2 separate regions of the Homo sapiens genome follow, and region 2 is linked to region 1. Evidence: read pairs that join two places in POLR2A ChIA-PET (ENCODE). Cell type or tissue: GM12878. All regions are shown on one strand.

What was found. ChIA-PET counts read pairs that join two places held together with the same protein. Peaks named below come from ENCODE experiments on the same cell type or tissue, not always from the same donor. Only the 100,000 strongest peaks of a DNase experiment are listed, where the experiment ranks them.
Region 2: POLR2A ChIA-PET joins it to region 1 with 11 read pairs; 2 of 35 experiments call an interaction of 5 or more read pairs at or near these places.

What each region holds. Positions count from the first base shown.
Region 1 is chr6:149,051,267-149,059,266 of GRCh38, reverse strand. The region is part of intron 7 of UST (uronyl 2-sulfotransferase); the gene reads right to left. Among named protein-coding and RNA genes, the nearest start is that of UST-AS2, 23 kb to the right of the region's middle. RefSeq lists an enhancer at 4,733-4,852. In GM12878, no CTCF peak of the experiment used is centred here; DNase peaks (open chromatin) are centred at 3,506 and 4,296; H3K4me3 peaks cover 1,226 bases; H3K27ac peaks cover 3,027 bases.
Region 2 is chr6:149,371,183-149,379,182 of GRCh38, reverse strand. It overlaps TAB2 (TGF-beta activated kinase 1 (MAP3K7) binding protein 2), which reads right to left. Exons shown (of 7, transcript NM_001292034.3): 3 at 1-1,165. Among named protein-coding and RNA genes, the nearest start is that of SUMO4, 25 kb to the left of the region's middle. RefSeq lists an enhancer at 1-612. In GM12878, no CTCF peak of the experiment used is centred here; no DNase peak of the experiment used is centred here; H3K27ac peaks cover 298 bases.

The sequences.
Region 1 (8,000 bases):
AGCCTCCCAACCTCACCCTCAGATCCTAATGCCTAGACTTGAACATGACAGGGCTGGAGGAGATGGCCAAGCTCAACTCCTCCTGGCCCAGACACACACGCTGAGGGTAATGAGTCCTGGGGTGGCTTCAGTTCCCTCCACAACCACCCCCCTAAGTCAGCAGCTCTGGCTTCCTGGCTTTCCCTGCTGCCTGTATTTACCGAATGAAGGGCAAGTTGCTATGTTTCTTTTCTCCCCAAGTTCGGCATCATGGCCCAGACCATTAAAAAGCTGACATATTTGTTTGAAAGTATGTGCTACGGTAAATACATATTTGTTTGAAAGTATGTGCTACGGTAAAATTTGTTTGAAAGTATGTGCTACGTGTGTGTTTTCCTCAGCACAGTTTTTACCACTAAAATACCGGCTTATATATGAGGATGGCAATAAAAGAAGGATTTATTTTCACAACAACAATTGAAGCAGATATTTCTGTTTAAAAATATCTACTTCTAAAAAAAACTTATTGGGAGAATTACTATGTCTTTATCAACAAAATGTATCTCTTTCTTAAAATATACTTTTAATTTGATATAAGTATTGAGAAATGTGTTTTTATTACGTTTGTTACTTTATTTGAAATCGTATTATGAAGGCCAGACCCAGTGACTGATAAGGATATCCTGATCAAACTGGTTTTTCATCTGGATAAAGAAGATCAAGAGAAATACTATTGCAGCAGTTCTAAATTCTTTTGGTATCTGACAATTTCATAAGCTCTGCTTTTGCTTTATGGACAGGATTCTTTTTCTCTACTCCTCATAGTCTGTGTGGCATTTGCAGGCCTAGGGTACTTCTCTCTCTCCCTCTCTTACACACAGACACACGCGCGCGCACATACACACACACACACACACACACACACACACACACACACACACATGCTCCTCCTTTGGCAGGGAGGAGGCCCTCTCCTGAAATCACACTTCATTACCTACATCTAGCCCTGATGATGTTAAAGCCAGTTGCTGACACCGTCACTCTGGGCACTCCACAGATGGTGATATGACCACAGGACAGTTCTTTGTCTCATTTTTTCATGTTGGTCTATTACTTTTTCTTCTCTGGGGTTTCGTACAGATCAAGCTACTATCTAGATCCACACAGGATCATCAGAAAGCCCTTGGGAAGTTTATAAGCTTTGAGCTTTAAACCTTATTTCTTGGAGAAAAATAATTTAAAACATAAACATTTATTTTTCTGATTGTGATGTACCCATATAAACATACTATGTACATGTATACATGATGTGCAGATATATGTATATACTTACCTATATGTACATATACACATATGCAAATACATAGTAAAGTTTTTAGGAAACTTAGGAAAACAAGAATATAAAATAACTTTTAATCAAGCCACAGTTATTACTGTAGTAGTACATTTCCTTCTAGTCTTTTTCTTATTTATGCCTATTCATTGTAAAACACATCTGTGCTATATTGTTTATTTAGTTTTATCATCTTTAAAATTTAACTAACCATGACCATTTCTCCTATATCTTTAATTATTACCAATTACATTTTGCAATGTGTTTTTATATGCTCCATTTTATAGATGCCTTAAAGGTCATATAACCATCTGCTACTGTTAGATGATTGGGTTTTCTGTTTCTATGACTCAATAATATCAGATGCACATCCTTGTTCATAAGCGATCATGTGCCTTTTTGCTTGTTTCCCTAAGGTCAATGGCAGCTTCAGATATTGAGCAGTAACTTTTCTTCTTATAGCTGATAAGGTCTTCAATTCTGCCAACTCTAAGATACCACTTATCTTCTATTGTCAGAGATCCTGAAACTTTAAGACATTTATTTTATTGTTACATGAAATCAATCTATCACCTACCTTGCTAAAGTTTCAAAATGCACAGGGCCTTTTGAAAATCCTGCATCTCCTGACTCTGAGAATGTAAAGGAGTACAGCAGTGCCCTTAATATGGGAGTATGGTTGCTCGTAAAACATTTAGTGCACTTGAAATTCTTAGCAAATTACACCACATGATGACTACAATCACGGAGACGAAATCTTTTCTCATTTTTGGATTCTATGAACTGGGTACTCAGATAGGGCTATCACAGAACTTTGTATTTTTATAGTTAATTCAAAATGCATTTTCTTTAACAGAATGTATCCTATTGCATTTTTTGTTTTAAGATTATATTAGTCACAATCATCAGCCTCAGTGAGTGAACCAATGGTGAGTCTCAAGAGCCAACAACCTGGATGTTCTCTCTGGAATGTTAAACATGGGGAAATTTTGATAAACCCTTGAAGGGCTGTGAATGAAGCAGCTGTTCATGGAGGCCGAACATGTAGATAAGTGAGATATTTAACCTTCTGTCCAGGCATTAAGAAGTTAGGTTAATAGGAGGTGCTACTCAAAATAACCATTCCCAAGTCAGGAAAGTGTGAAATGAAGTTCCAAGGATGCTGTCAATTCTACTGGGAGAGTTTGCAATGTTACTTTAAAATTAAATGTACTTTATCTGGGCAACCTGTAGCCCACTGGTAGTACTCAGTCTTAGGGGAATGCAAATTAACAGCCCTACCTCTTCCTTCTCTCCCTGTTAAAAATCAGATTTGCAACTGCACACTAAATAAGACAGTGTGAATATCTAAAAACATCCAAATTGCTTTAACCAGGCAAAACTCTAAGAAAAAATGAGATGAAACTGCAACCTTCCCATTTGTATAGGAGGCCCATTTGTTTTGCTTAAGGAAAGTTTGAAATTGATAAGCTAATGTCAGTAGACACCAGGACCATGTGAGGGAAAAATCCCTGGGTATCATGGCTATGACTTTGAAAAGCAGGGGTAGGCCGGGTGCGGTGGCTTAGGCCTGTAATCCCAGCACTTTGAGAGGCCAAGGTGGTGGATCACTTGAGGTCAGGAATTTGAGACCAGCTTGGCCAACATGGCAAAACCTCGTGTCCACTAAAAATGCAAAAATTAGCTGGGCATGGTGGTGCATGCCTGTAATCCCAGCCACTCAGGAGGCTGAGAGTCGCTTGAACCCGGGAGGCAGAGGTTGCAGTGAGCTAACGCCACCGCACTGCAGCGACATAGCGAGACCCCATTTCAAAAAAAAAAAAAAAAAAAAAAAAAAGAAAAGAAAAGAAAAGCAGAGTAACAGAGTTAAATGTTTGATATGGATACTGATATACTATAAAAATGTTATAGACATATTAAAACTTGCAAATGCAGCCTGGGAAAAAAATTAAAACATTTTAATTTTTCTGACATGAGAGAAGAAACAGAGAAGAGCACTGACATGCATTAGGTTTTAGGTCAACAACAGGCTATAAATGAAGGTAGTTGCGATGACTTCTTGAGCTGAACTTTCATGGCCAATGGCTGTGAGAAACTGCAGAAGCTTCTGATGTCAGATGGAAGAGAAGGGACTGATTGTCAGGTTAGACTTTTGATGCAGCACAAGCATGAAATTGTGGTGCAATGCACTGACCATTAACCACCAGCCTTCCCCTTTGATAAGACATGGGTGGGAGTGATAAAGGGGAAATGAAAAAGAAACAATCAGCCAATGCTAGAAAGGCCATTATGTGAATTAGAAGCAGGTAAGAAAGAGGTGCTAGTGTTACTAAGAAACGTGCTCAAAGGTATCATTAGGTTCCGTTAGGATTGGTTCACTTTGGAAACTGCATTAGAGACAGGTGGGGGAGGGGACAGGAGAAACGGGTAACTTGAATGACATTCAAAGCATTCTTAAAAAGTGTGTTCAATGAATGGAAAATCAAAGATGTTTGAAAGAGAAAAGTCAACAAATGGAAAAGCTGTAACCCATTCCATTTTAGTTTAGTTTTATTGGGGCATGAAATGAAATTTCATAATGTTCTAAAAACAACAACTTAACTGCATAAAACTGAATAAGTGAACCGGCATTAAATCCATACTGTATTTTTTAAAATCTCATTTTGATATAATAATAGTAACTGGTTAGTTAGGTCATAGTCCTCTTCCTCAAGTCACGCACAGTTAAAGAAATATTTCTAAAAATTTCTAATTGCTCCTACATTCTAGCAAAACCATACATCGACTTGCTGGTTGATTTATGACTTTCTAGTAACCTTTACTCTCAAATGGCTTCTACCAAATGATTTATTTACTTGGTCTATGCTGAGGTAACCTCCTGGCTGGGCTGACTGCCGTCCTTTCAGCTCGAAGTGTAAAGGATTGAGTCCCCTCACTAAGACATTTCTTGAGTTTCTGTGAGAGCTGTGGGTTCTCATGCGATAAACCATGAGTCTTAGGTTCAATTTTGAAATGTCTCTCTTTCAGATTGCTTGAGCCGGGGAGGTCTAGGCTGCAGTGAGCTGTGACTGCACCACTGTACTCCAGTCTGGGCAACAGAGTGAGACCTTGTCCAAAACAAACAATAAACAAACACCCAGAACAAATAAAAAATGTCTCTCCTTCCTCGTCATTTCTCTTTGGAGAAAAAAGAAAATCTTTGACAATTTCTGACCCACTGAACAATGTAAAGTGGCAAAGTTTCACACTTTTGCCAAAGGCTTCTAATTTCAAGCCTTTTTCTGGTCCACGGTGGTGCTTCACCTCACTCTTGTCTTTCCTGCCCAGTTTCCTCTCTTAGATTACAAACTTAATCTACTAAATGCCTGCCCCCCGACAATAGCAGAGTTTTATAAGATCTGTATAAAGTCATTAGTTTTCCCATTAAGCATCGGTGTCCCCCAACTCCAGCCTGTAAGATGCACACAGTATCTGGAACCACAGAAGATTGCTAAGACAATGTTAGGTGTCTGACACCTTTTAGCTATAAGTGCAAGATGATGTGGTTGAACATCAAAGGCTGTGGAACATGCAACCAGGAATCAGCATATCCTCATTGAAAACTTTTACACCATTTCTACCAAAAAAGATTAAATTCTAATTGAATGCTACTTACTCATCACTTCTTGAGTTTTACATGTGACAATAAAATGAAGGCCTACTGGTTACTGGTTGGCTAGAAGGGAAAGCAAGTGAAAGCTCTTTGGCTCTTCTTTGGGTAGATTTAATTCTACCGCACCCCCCTCCCTTTCTGAACATTTACAAAACCCTCAAGTACTTTTCTTTCCCTCCTTCTCCATTTTTTTCCCACGAGGTCCAAAGTCCCAGGGAGGGAGCTGCTGGGCATGGGGGGATGGGGTGAGAATAGGGTAGGGAACCACAGCTGCTCTCAAATTGTGCTGGTGTCTTGGACAGGGGTGACAGATGGTGGCAGGAGAGCCATTATTCCCACCCTGCCAAGCTCATGACAGCCATTTCACAGAGGTCACGGCCAGGCTCCACCTGACAATACTTGTGCCAATGTTTCTAAGCTTCTGTGACCAACTGTCCAAAAAGGCACTAGATATGAGCCCCAATTCTTGTACTTTTTAGCTGAGAGAATGCTTTGAAGGCTTTTCAACCATCAGGCTTCTGTGCATTCCCTGAGGTATTTAGACCCGGTGCTTCGATAAATTAGTGGTTGCAACTGAGCACATAATTCCTTATATCCACTTAGAATGTTTATGAGATAATTAGTTCTCAATTTCATACAGCACCATCGGTTCACCTCCTGATCAGACAGATACATGAGTGGCTATTTTTTTGGAAGTATGGCAAACATAGTTGAAGTCAGTTGACATTAGGTTATACCTCATAGAGCATATAGTAAATAAGTCATATCCATAATTGTCATAGAAAAAACACACAACACATAAGTTTGGGTTTATAGCCACAAAGAGGAACATAGAAGACAGGGAAAAATATGACCCTGAACATGAGCATGGAATGTTTTCAAACTTATTGATATTCACAGTCTTTATTCATAGCATCTTGATGGGATTCATGAGTAACAAAGGGCTTTGTGGAAATATCTGAAGGCCAATAATTCTTTTTAACAGACTAACAAGACCAAATTACTATTAAATTGATTTCAGTAGTTGGTAACCGTACTTATTTCTGGTAGACTACATATTTCAATAAACAACTTTAAAAACAAATGTCACTGAATGTCAATTCACTATAAATTTAACAGTGAATATGTCATAAAATATTTTTATATCTAAACAACTAAAATAATAATAGGACCCTAAAAAGACTTTTAAAAAGTGTTCATTAATCAAGTTTTGTTCTATATGATAAATGATGTACTCTAAGAATTTCTAAAACTCCAATAGATACTTGCTGTAACTAAACTGGAAAGGGTTCCCATTTTTGCTTTGCTATTTTAGAAAAATAAGGAGTATTCCTTGGATTGTTTGCTTTCTTAAATTCCACTCTCCGATTCATTAAAACCCTTATGAAAACCAAAGTTGCTGACATGACTGAAACAAATGGCTTTACTGTTAACCAGATTGAGTCTTTGCAAGCACTTTATTAAAGCGATTTTAGTAATTCCAACTAGTAAAGTCTTCCCCCACCAACAAAAAAATAAAACAAAGTAACACATTTAGAATATCAATGAACATCACCTCAACAGAACCACTAAGCTTTCCAGAAACACTGTGTTCTTGAGAATTCAGCAGAATAACATTTCATAGAATCCTACTTTTCTAGCTACCCCATCTCCCTCAGATAATCATGTTTTAGATTTTGCCCTTTTCAGAGAGAGAGAGAGAGAGAGAGACCAGTTAAGAGCTTACGAGCACGGGGTTGCAAGTCACCTGGGCCTGGGTTGAATGTTCAATCACTTGAGTGCTGCTAGCGACCAGCTCAGTAACATAGAAGCGTTATGAATCATCTCTAAGTTGGTGGTTTCCTTATCTGTACAATGGACATAATAATAGTATCTTCCTCACAGGGTTGTTCTTAGGATTAAATGAAATAGTACATCTAAAGGACTTAACAAGATTCCTGAGACACAAGAAGCTCCCAATGAGTGTTAAATATAATAACAACAACTATTAATATTATGACTGTTATCCTCAAAATATATTCCCTTGAAACATCAGTATTCTGCCACTGAAATAGAAAAATGCTAATCTCCCCAAATGAAACAATTAATTTCAATTTAGTTGAAACTTAATGTGTTAATGATACTTTATGAAATTACAGACATCAAGACTTTGAGATGCTCTGCTCCTATAAAATTTTAAGGTCTGGTGGTTCAGTGAAAGTAAAGATTCATATCCCTTACAGTATACATGTGCATTTATAGATCAACTTTCCCCACCTATACATTCATTAGGTGCATAAAATTCCAAAGCACTTCTTGATCATGAATACCGTATAATCTATAATTATTTAATTCTGTAAAAATGTCAAAAATATATTTTGGATGTTTCACATATTTTCCCCTCCCTAATAGAGTTCCATTTGGGTAGTACTATCTCTTTTCTATTCATTTTTTATCTTCTACTATATCTTCTTGCCTGTATTAGGTAAATAATAAACATTCAAAAATCATTCATGACTGCAGCATCTGAAACACTTTAATAAAAAAGGAAGAAAAGTAAAGTTTTGTCAGACACCCCCCCATCGCCACTGCAATAGCTGGATGGTTTAGGGCAAAGAGAAAATGCAGTCAGATACAAAGTGGAGATACAAAGGGGAAACCATAGCCTGCTGAGATCAGGAACTGTGCCATTCAATCCTCTGCTCAATTTCCTGGGCTATGTAGTTTAGGCAAAACCAATTCAGGTTTGCTTTCTTACGGAATGACATGCTATTTAACTAAGTAATGAAATGCACAGAGGATCCACTTAAGATCTTGGGTCAAAAGACCCAATGATGCCCCTGAATTGGTGTTAGAAAAATCAGGACCATTTGCAGGCCCGTCACTTCTCTGTATTGGCCTTTCCACTTTTTCCAGAATGCTCGCCACCACTTGGCAGAGGCGCCCATGGGGTTCAGAGGGCCTGCCTGACTTTCTACATCATGTCTGGTCAGCTGCATCTTTCACAGGGATGACCAGTGTGTGGCTGTAAGCTGTTGTGGAATTCTCTCCTCTTGA
Region 2 (8,000 bases), 320 kb before region 1:
ACATGTTCCTGGAGGCAGCAGATGCTCCAGAGTTTGTGGATATGAAGAGTGTGGGCTGATTCCGCATGACCTGTTCATCTCCTGTGGCAGCATTCGCTGAAATATAGACCTTAGGTTGACTACGGGACATCAGCTCATCCGTATTTGGGGGGCTGGCAGCTATGTAAACAGTGGGCTGATTTCTGTTTAAGGTCTGGCTATTGACTGAAGAGGAAGTGCTGGAGGTTCGAGGTCCAGAAGAACGCAGTTTTGAAGAATTATTTCTTTGTGGGGGTTCAAGTTTGATTTCAATCTGGTTTTTTCGAGGTCCTGTTGAAATATTCTGAATGTTATATTGGCTATGGGCAGAAGACTGTGAGCTACCAGATGAATGAATGGTTGGTGGTTGTGAAGTAGTAGGTGAACTGATTGGCATGTAGACATGAGAGGTCTGGTGGCCTTGCTGATTTGGCTGTTGAGATGAGGTATGTGACAGAGGATTAGATGCAGGACAAGTAGTCCAGGGACCAGGCTGTGAAGGCTGATAAACTTGCTGAGGGTTCATGGGATTAAACTGAGATACCCAGCCAGAATGCTGTTGTGTCTGTCGAGTTGTACCACCAGGAGTTGTAATGTAAGGCCTAATATAGATAGAATTTCCCTGTGGACTGTTAAGTACAGGTGGAGGTACACCATGTATGTGCAAAGATGTAGGAGTATTACGACCAGTCTGGATATTTGGGGCTAAAGTTACCATAATGGGATTAAATCTGGGAGTTTGTTGAGAAAGGCTAGATGTTCCTTTGCTGCCTAAGTGAAATCCAAGATGTGGTGCTGAATTTGAAGCACCAGAGGAACTGGACATTCCAAAAACATTAAAGCCTTGAGGAACTTGAGCTGGTGCTGTCTGTGGCTCCTGCTGAAATAGTTCACTATTGGACTGGCCACCTTGAAGTTGTCCATCACTAATGCTGTGCGTTAGAGTCCTACTTCCATTCATCCTACTTCCTTCTCTTCCATGGTGGTAAATGTTCTGTGATTGCAAGTCCAAGTTGAGAGAAGTCATGTGATTGCGTAGACCAGAAATTCCAGAATCATCTGAAAAATTCAAGTCTCCTTCACCATAAAGATATCTTGTACTCTCCTGAGAGAGAACAGCACAGCAGGCATCCAGGTTATTATTATTCTATGAAAACAAAATAAATTGATTGATGTTAACAATCAGAAGCGAATGCTTATATTTGCATCTCTACAAATACATGATTACCAAGTGACTGGCTAATACAATTATAACATATATTTGGATATTTAAATTTGAGAAGTTTTTTTATGCAAATGATTGAATTAAAAATCCTCACTACTAATGTAATGGAAAAGCTCTCTCTGACTAACAAAGTGAATCAAATCATTGTTCCACTTTAGCAGCTACAATGGATACGAGGAGTAAAATGGATTCAGACAGATATAGTAAAATTATAACCTAATTAAAAAGGCAATTTTAATGTTGAACAAAATATAATCATTCAACTTAAGTATATAATACTGTATAATCAAACATTTTTTAAAAAGCTAAATGGAAAAATATTCTATCAATGTTTGATATATAGCACAATGTATCAAGTGCTATACACATTTGTTTAAACTAATAAATGTTTAAAAAGTTACATTTGTAGCATTTAAAGTTCTGAAATTCATACCAGTCATCTCAATCCTTCACACGCTTCCTCTTAACTTGTGTAATCCCTCTCTCTCTGGAGGCTCAAGGTAGCCTCCAGAAGAACTAGCTCCTATCTCTGCCTTTAGATAACATCATAAAAATCTACTCCAGAGTGGCGGGGGGGAAAAAAACCTCAGATTGTTTTTACGCTTGTAATCCCAGCACTTTGGGAGGCCGAGGCGGGTGGATCACGAGGTCAGGAGATCGAGACCACGGTGAAATCCCGTCTCTACTAAAAATAAAAAAAAATTAGCCGGGCGTGGTGGCGGGCGCCTGTAGTCCCAGCTACTCGGAGAGGCTGAGGCAGGAGAATGGCGTGAACCTGGGAGGCGGAGCTTGCAGTGAGCCGAGACTGCGCCACTGCACTCCAGCCTGGGTGACAGAGCGAGACTCTGTCTCAAAAAAAAAAAAAAAAATAAGTTACATTTGTAGCATTTAAAGTTCTGAAATTCATACCAGTCATCTCAATCCTTCACACGCTTCCTCTTAACTTGTGTAATCCCTCTCTCTCTGGAGGCTCAAGGTAGCCTCCAGAAGAACTAGCTCCTATCTCTGCCTTTAGATAACATCATAAAAATCTACTCCAGAGTGGGGGGGGGGAACCTCAGATTGTTTTTAAAGAATTCTCAAAAGATACTAACTAACCAGTAGTCATAAATCATCCACGAAAATGTTTGCCAAACACATACTATATGCATAGCACTGTGAGCCTGTGGAAGAATCAAAGACATATAAAACCAAACTTTTCCCCTAGAAAGGGAGACAAACCACAGATTTCTGAAAAGGTAACATGAGTACATGCCAAATATTAAGTGGTAATGAAGTTCAATAGAGAATTAATATTGTAGGCTACCGAAGAAAGGACTGAGTTAATGAGGAAGGTATGGCCTGATGGTTTTCATAGAATATGTAGAACTTGAACAACAACAACGACAACAACAACAATTCTTGGTGAAGAGAATGGCACGAGTAAAGAAGAATATAAAGGTGAGAGTTAAGTAAAAGCATGTTCCAAACAAGATGGCTGGAACAGATCTGGCTGGAGCTAAATATTTGTATTGAAAATGTTGTTGAACAAATTGTTGCAAAAGCAGATTGGAATTAAATAACAAAGGAGTTTTGAAAAATAAGTCACGCTAGAGTTTGACTGTATTATAAGCAATGAGGAGAGCTACTGAAAGTGGATGAACAGAGAAGTAAAGACACAAAGGGTATTCAGGGAAGAGAAGTCTATTGATACTTAAGATGAATAAAAAGATGAAAAACCTTTGGCAAGATGAGCAGTTAGAAGACACAAAGTAACGAGAGTTTGATAATGGAAATAAATTTTAAAATAATATAAATTGTCAACACAATTTGGCCACAAGAGAGAAACAATTCAAATAAGCCTGGAAGATTAAGAACCTGACAGAAAGGAGAGTTTTAGACTTAAGAAAGATGAATAACCAAGTTAAAATGTCCACAGGCAGTTTGATATGAGATAAAAATCATATTAAGAAAGAAGTGGACTAAAAAGGCATCTTGATGCCTTGTTAAGGAAATGACAGTTCACATTGTTTCAACAGGTAATATAAAAGGATAGTGAGCAAGGTTTGACTTCCCCCTTCCTAAAACCAACAACTTAAACCTCTCATGGTAGAAAAATCCTTTTATCCTACTAATAACTCTTAATTGATACATACTAATTTTTCAAATAAAGTTGAAAAACTGATCACAATCTTTATCAACGATTCCTATTATAATTAGATCTTATCTTTTGCCAAACCTGATTGGCCCTTTTTGCTTTAAGTTAAATTTATTGCCATTCCAAGTAAATTCTTCTTCCTTCTAAGCCAAAGCTCAGAGAGTTTATCTTCCTCTCACCTCCTCTCTGTCATCATTCTCAATTTAAAATTTACATTCCCTACCAAATCCAATTCCACATTTCCTTTGTAAAAGCTTGATACTCATATTTAGCCTTCCTCTTTAATTCTCTTGAGCGCTCAAAAATTCCTTTAATCCTTTGTAATCTCTGTAATTATTCAATATGTTCATATCAAAAAGCAATATTCTAGCTCAGTTATGCCATAATTTATGTGCACTCAAATTATTTACACTCTACAGACATTACTTTCTTAATAGCAAAACATAAAAGAACTTACAGGGGTTTTATAAGGTTACATTAGGACAAAAGGAAATGTACTTTTTATTAAAATTTTTATTTTAGAAAATTTTAAACATATATAAAAGAGAGAGGAAATATGATAAACTCCCACATACTTATCACCCATCTTTGTTCGTTTGATGTATATGCCTCAGCTACTCCCCCTACCAAACTAGATGAAGTCTCAGACATTATCTCGTTTTGATTTGTAAATACTTCAATATGTACTGTAAGAGACAGGACTTAAAAACATAACCACAATGCCATGATCATACCTTAAAATAATCAATTCTTAGCATCACCTAATATTCAAATAGCACTAAATTAAAGCATAAAAATGTCTTTGTACAGTTAGTTTAAATCAGGATCTAAATAAGGCCTACATATTTCATTTGGCTGATAAGCCTTTTAGGTTTCTTCTAATAACCAGCCCCTCCCCTCTTTTAAAATTTTTTCTAGCCATTTGTTTGTTGAGAAAACTTGGTATTTGTGTAGTAGAATTTCCCCTATTCTGGACTGCACCCCGTGGTCAATCAATTTCCCCTGCATTTCATTGTAAACTAGTAGTTATATCTAGGGATGTGATGAAGTCCATGTTTGAATTTTTGGTGACCATCACAGACATCCACTGTCAAATCATACAAGGAGACACAGCAATGTTTGCCTGTCTTTTTGTGATTTTAAAACCAACTGGTAGATTCAGATGTTGTCAGCTTGATCCAACTGATGATTTTTAGCAGCTATTGATGATCACTGCTTAGAAACACTATTTCATTAGGGGTGCTAAACAGTAATACTGGAATGTCCCAATTATAAGATTTTGGCCAGGCGCAGTGGCTCACCCCTGTAATCCCAGCGTTTTGGGAGGCCAAGGCGGGATGATCGCTGGGCCCAGGAGTTTGACACCAGACTGGGCAACATAGTGAGACCCTGTCTCTAAAAAAAAATCTTGTTTTTAATTAGCCAGGTAGAGTAGGACACCTGCAGCCCCAGCTACTCAGAAGGCTGAAGTAGCAGGAGCACTTGAACCCAGGAGGTTGAGGCTGCAGTAAGCCATGATCATCCCACTGCTGCATTCCAGCCTGGGTGAGAGCGAGACCCAGTCTCCAAAAAACATAAAATGGATTTCATCTTCATTCTTAGCAGCAATTCTTCCTTGAATGCTTGCTCTCTTCAACTATTTGGTTACATTCTGCACAGAAGAGGCAGGATAAAAAAATTCTTTTCACTAGTTTTCAGAGTAACAAATTTGGTCCCTAGCAACCTCCAAAGGTGACTATGATTTATTTTTAGTATCATTATAAACTCATGTGTCTTTAATATTTTGATGTGTTTCAATCAGTTTTGGTCATTATGTCCCCTCTTCAAGTTACTGGGAACAGCTTCAAGTTGGCTCCTCGGTATACGACATGAATCCAGTAGTTTTTCAAAGCTTCTCTGCTTTCTGATATGACAAGATGTTCTAGCTTATCATGTACATCTACTCCAGACTTGCAATCAGCCATTTCTCAAAGCAGCCCTGGTTACTTTTAGTGAGAAAGGGTAGAAGACTCTCTTGAAGTGTATCAAAAGGGGTGGGATATGAGTTTTTAGAAGGTGGAAAATCACTGCTTTTTGGTATACAGCCACAAATCTGCATTCTCCTCAAAGCTATAAAAAGGTCTGAATCATTAATTCCAGTTCCTCTTTCATTTTTCCCCAAACTCCTGCACAGACACAGAAATTACAGATAGTATCAAAGCATATATACCCTATGGCATTCATTCACTCCTTTAACCAACATTTACTGAGCATTCATTAGCAAGGAGAAAGGAATATGATCGCTGATCGCAAGAATCTCAGTCTAGTGGAGGAGAATAATGTGAACACAAATGAAATGCAGTATGGTAGGTGTTATCATAGAAATATGGATAAGGACAATGGGTGAAGGTCATCTGAGAAGGTTCCACTAAGTACATGGCACTTAAATATTAAGTGTTGCATATACTGAATGAAAAATACTTAATGCAGTACTTTGAAAAGAAATACCAATTTTAAACTTACAGATTCAATCGTCATGTTAAGAGAATTTAAAAACGGTAAAAAATTAAGTTAAAAAACCAAAGTGAAAACTATGCAATATTTTCACATTCTTCTAAGTTTTCAGATTTAATTACCAAATATAAAAATCAACTTTAAAGATATAAATTACACCTGCTGGTTATAAGTTATCTTACAGAATTCACAGCAGAAGGAAAAGATATGAGTAGTTCCAAAAAGAGGGAACTGTGCAACAGATAAACTTAAGAGAAAAGAGGATAGACACTTTTGTTCTCTCCCTGACAAGCAAGATGTTTAAAAAGAACAGGTACACAGAATTGGTAGCATGGCATGATCCTTTACTAATTTTAAAAAGTTCTGAACCAGTATACTGCAGGAAGGATCTGTCAAAAGAACAGAAACCCACCCAACTGAGAAAGGAAGAGCAGCCCCAAAAGAGACGCTGTCATTTAGAGGTAGCTTAATTTGCCCGTTTAAAAATATTGCTCTAAATTTGGGAAAACTTGCACCCCAGCTGAAACCACAGAGGAAGGAGCTCTTCCTATTCCTTTCTTGTCAGATTTCTTGTTATATCAGCTAAAAAGTACATTACCTGGATACCCTAAATTATTATCAACTCACTTTTAAAAAGTGTGGTCTGTTTCAGGCAAGCAAAGTATTTCATTTTCATTAACACCAGGTGTTGGGAAGCATGCTAAGTAGAGGAGTTTGCTTTTGTAAAGCCAGATTAACATAGGGAAGGTGATATTACTAGATGCCCAAAGGAAACGGAAAACCATTCATTTTTTATTTTTGGGTTAAAGCTTAATTATTTTATTTTTAAATAGATAATTTATTAACACAGATTAAAACAATAAAAAAAAGATACCTGTTGAGAAGTCTGAGTCCTAACTCTGTCCCATCAGGCCTGTTCCCTCTGGCCTACCATGGATAAACATCTTTTATTAATTTTGTTTTTAATTCTTCCAGTATTTCTTTATGCAAACAGAGACAAATACATGGATGTGTAAATATTTATTTGTCTTGCTCTGTCTATATACTCTGCTCTGCATCTTGTTTTTCTTAACACATACCAGAGATTATACTGTAAGAGTACATTAGAGTGCTCTATTTTTTTTTTGAAAATATTTTAAAGTAATTCTACAAAAGGCTCTATGTTTTACTCCCAGTTACGGTATTTCAAAATCTCTATACCTGTACTATATGTAGGGAAATGCTCTGGACAGTTCTTTCAATACGAAGTCTACAGAAATTTATCAAAGAACTTACAGTATCTTTCTGTTAGTTTTTTAATAACCTACTGAACAGCATAGCTTTATTTTACCACAAAATTCTCTTTTACTTGAAAAGTTAGGGAGAAGTTACTTGGGTTCTAGGGGGGAGACTATTTTTCCCCACTATCTCCGCTCCTTTCCCACACTTTCTTTTAACTTCTGACTCCATCTTTATTACATGTTTTTATTCTCTCATTTTTTTTTCACATTTTATATTAACAAATGTAAACCACTGATTCATTTACCAAATATACCTTATGGGCTTTCTGCTGTTGTTATTCCTTTTAGTATTGGCTGCTAACATTTATTGAATACTCACTATGAATCAGTTACCCTACTGGTTGTTTTATCTACATTGTCAAATTTAACTCTCTGTGTAGTTTTTTTTATTCCCACTGTACAGTGGAGGAAATGAAAGTCAGAAAATGAGGGTCAGAGAAGTTAATTAAGTTACTGCTAGCAACTGTCAAAACTTGAACTCAGTTTGGTTTATCACCAAAAGATATGCTCTTAACCATTATACTATAAGAAAAGGCATTGCTGGTGGGAGAATTCCATGCAGCTCAGGATGACCAGAACATAGGGTATGAACAGGAAGGACTGGACAAAGATCAGGGTGTAGAAACAGCCAGGATTCCAGATCACAGACCTTGTATGCCCTAGTCAAGCTATATGAGCTTCATTCAGAAGGGCACAGGGAACAATCAACAGGTTTTAAGTGTGTGAACAGCTCTGCACTCTGGCAGAAGAGGATAGATTGGAGAGACCAAAACTGGGTTAGGTAAAGGCAGGTAGACCAATTAAAAGGTGATAATGGTGATAAGGGTGTGAACAAAATGTAGTCATT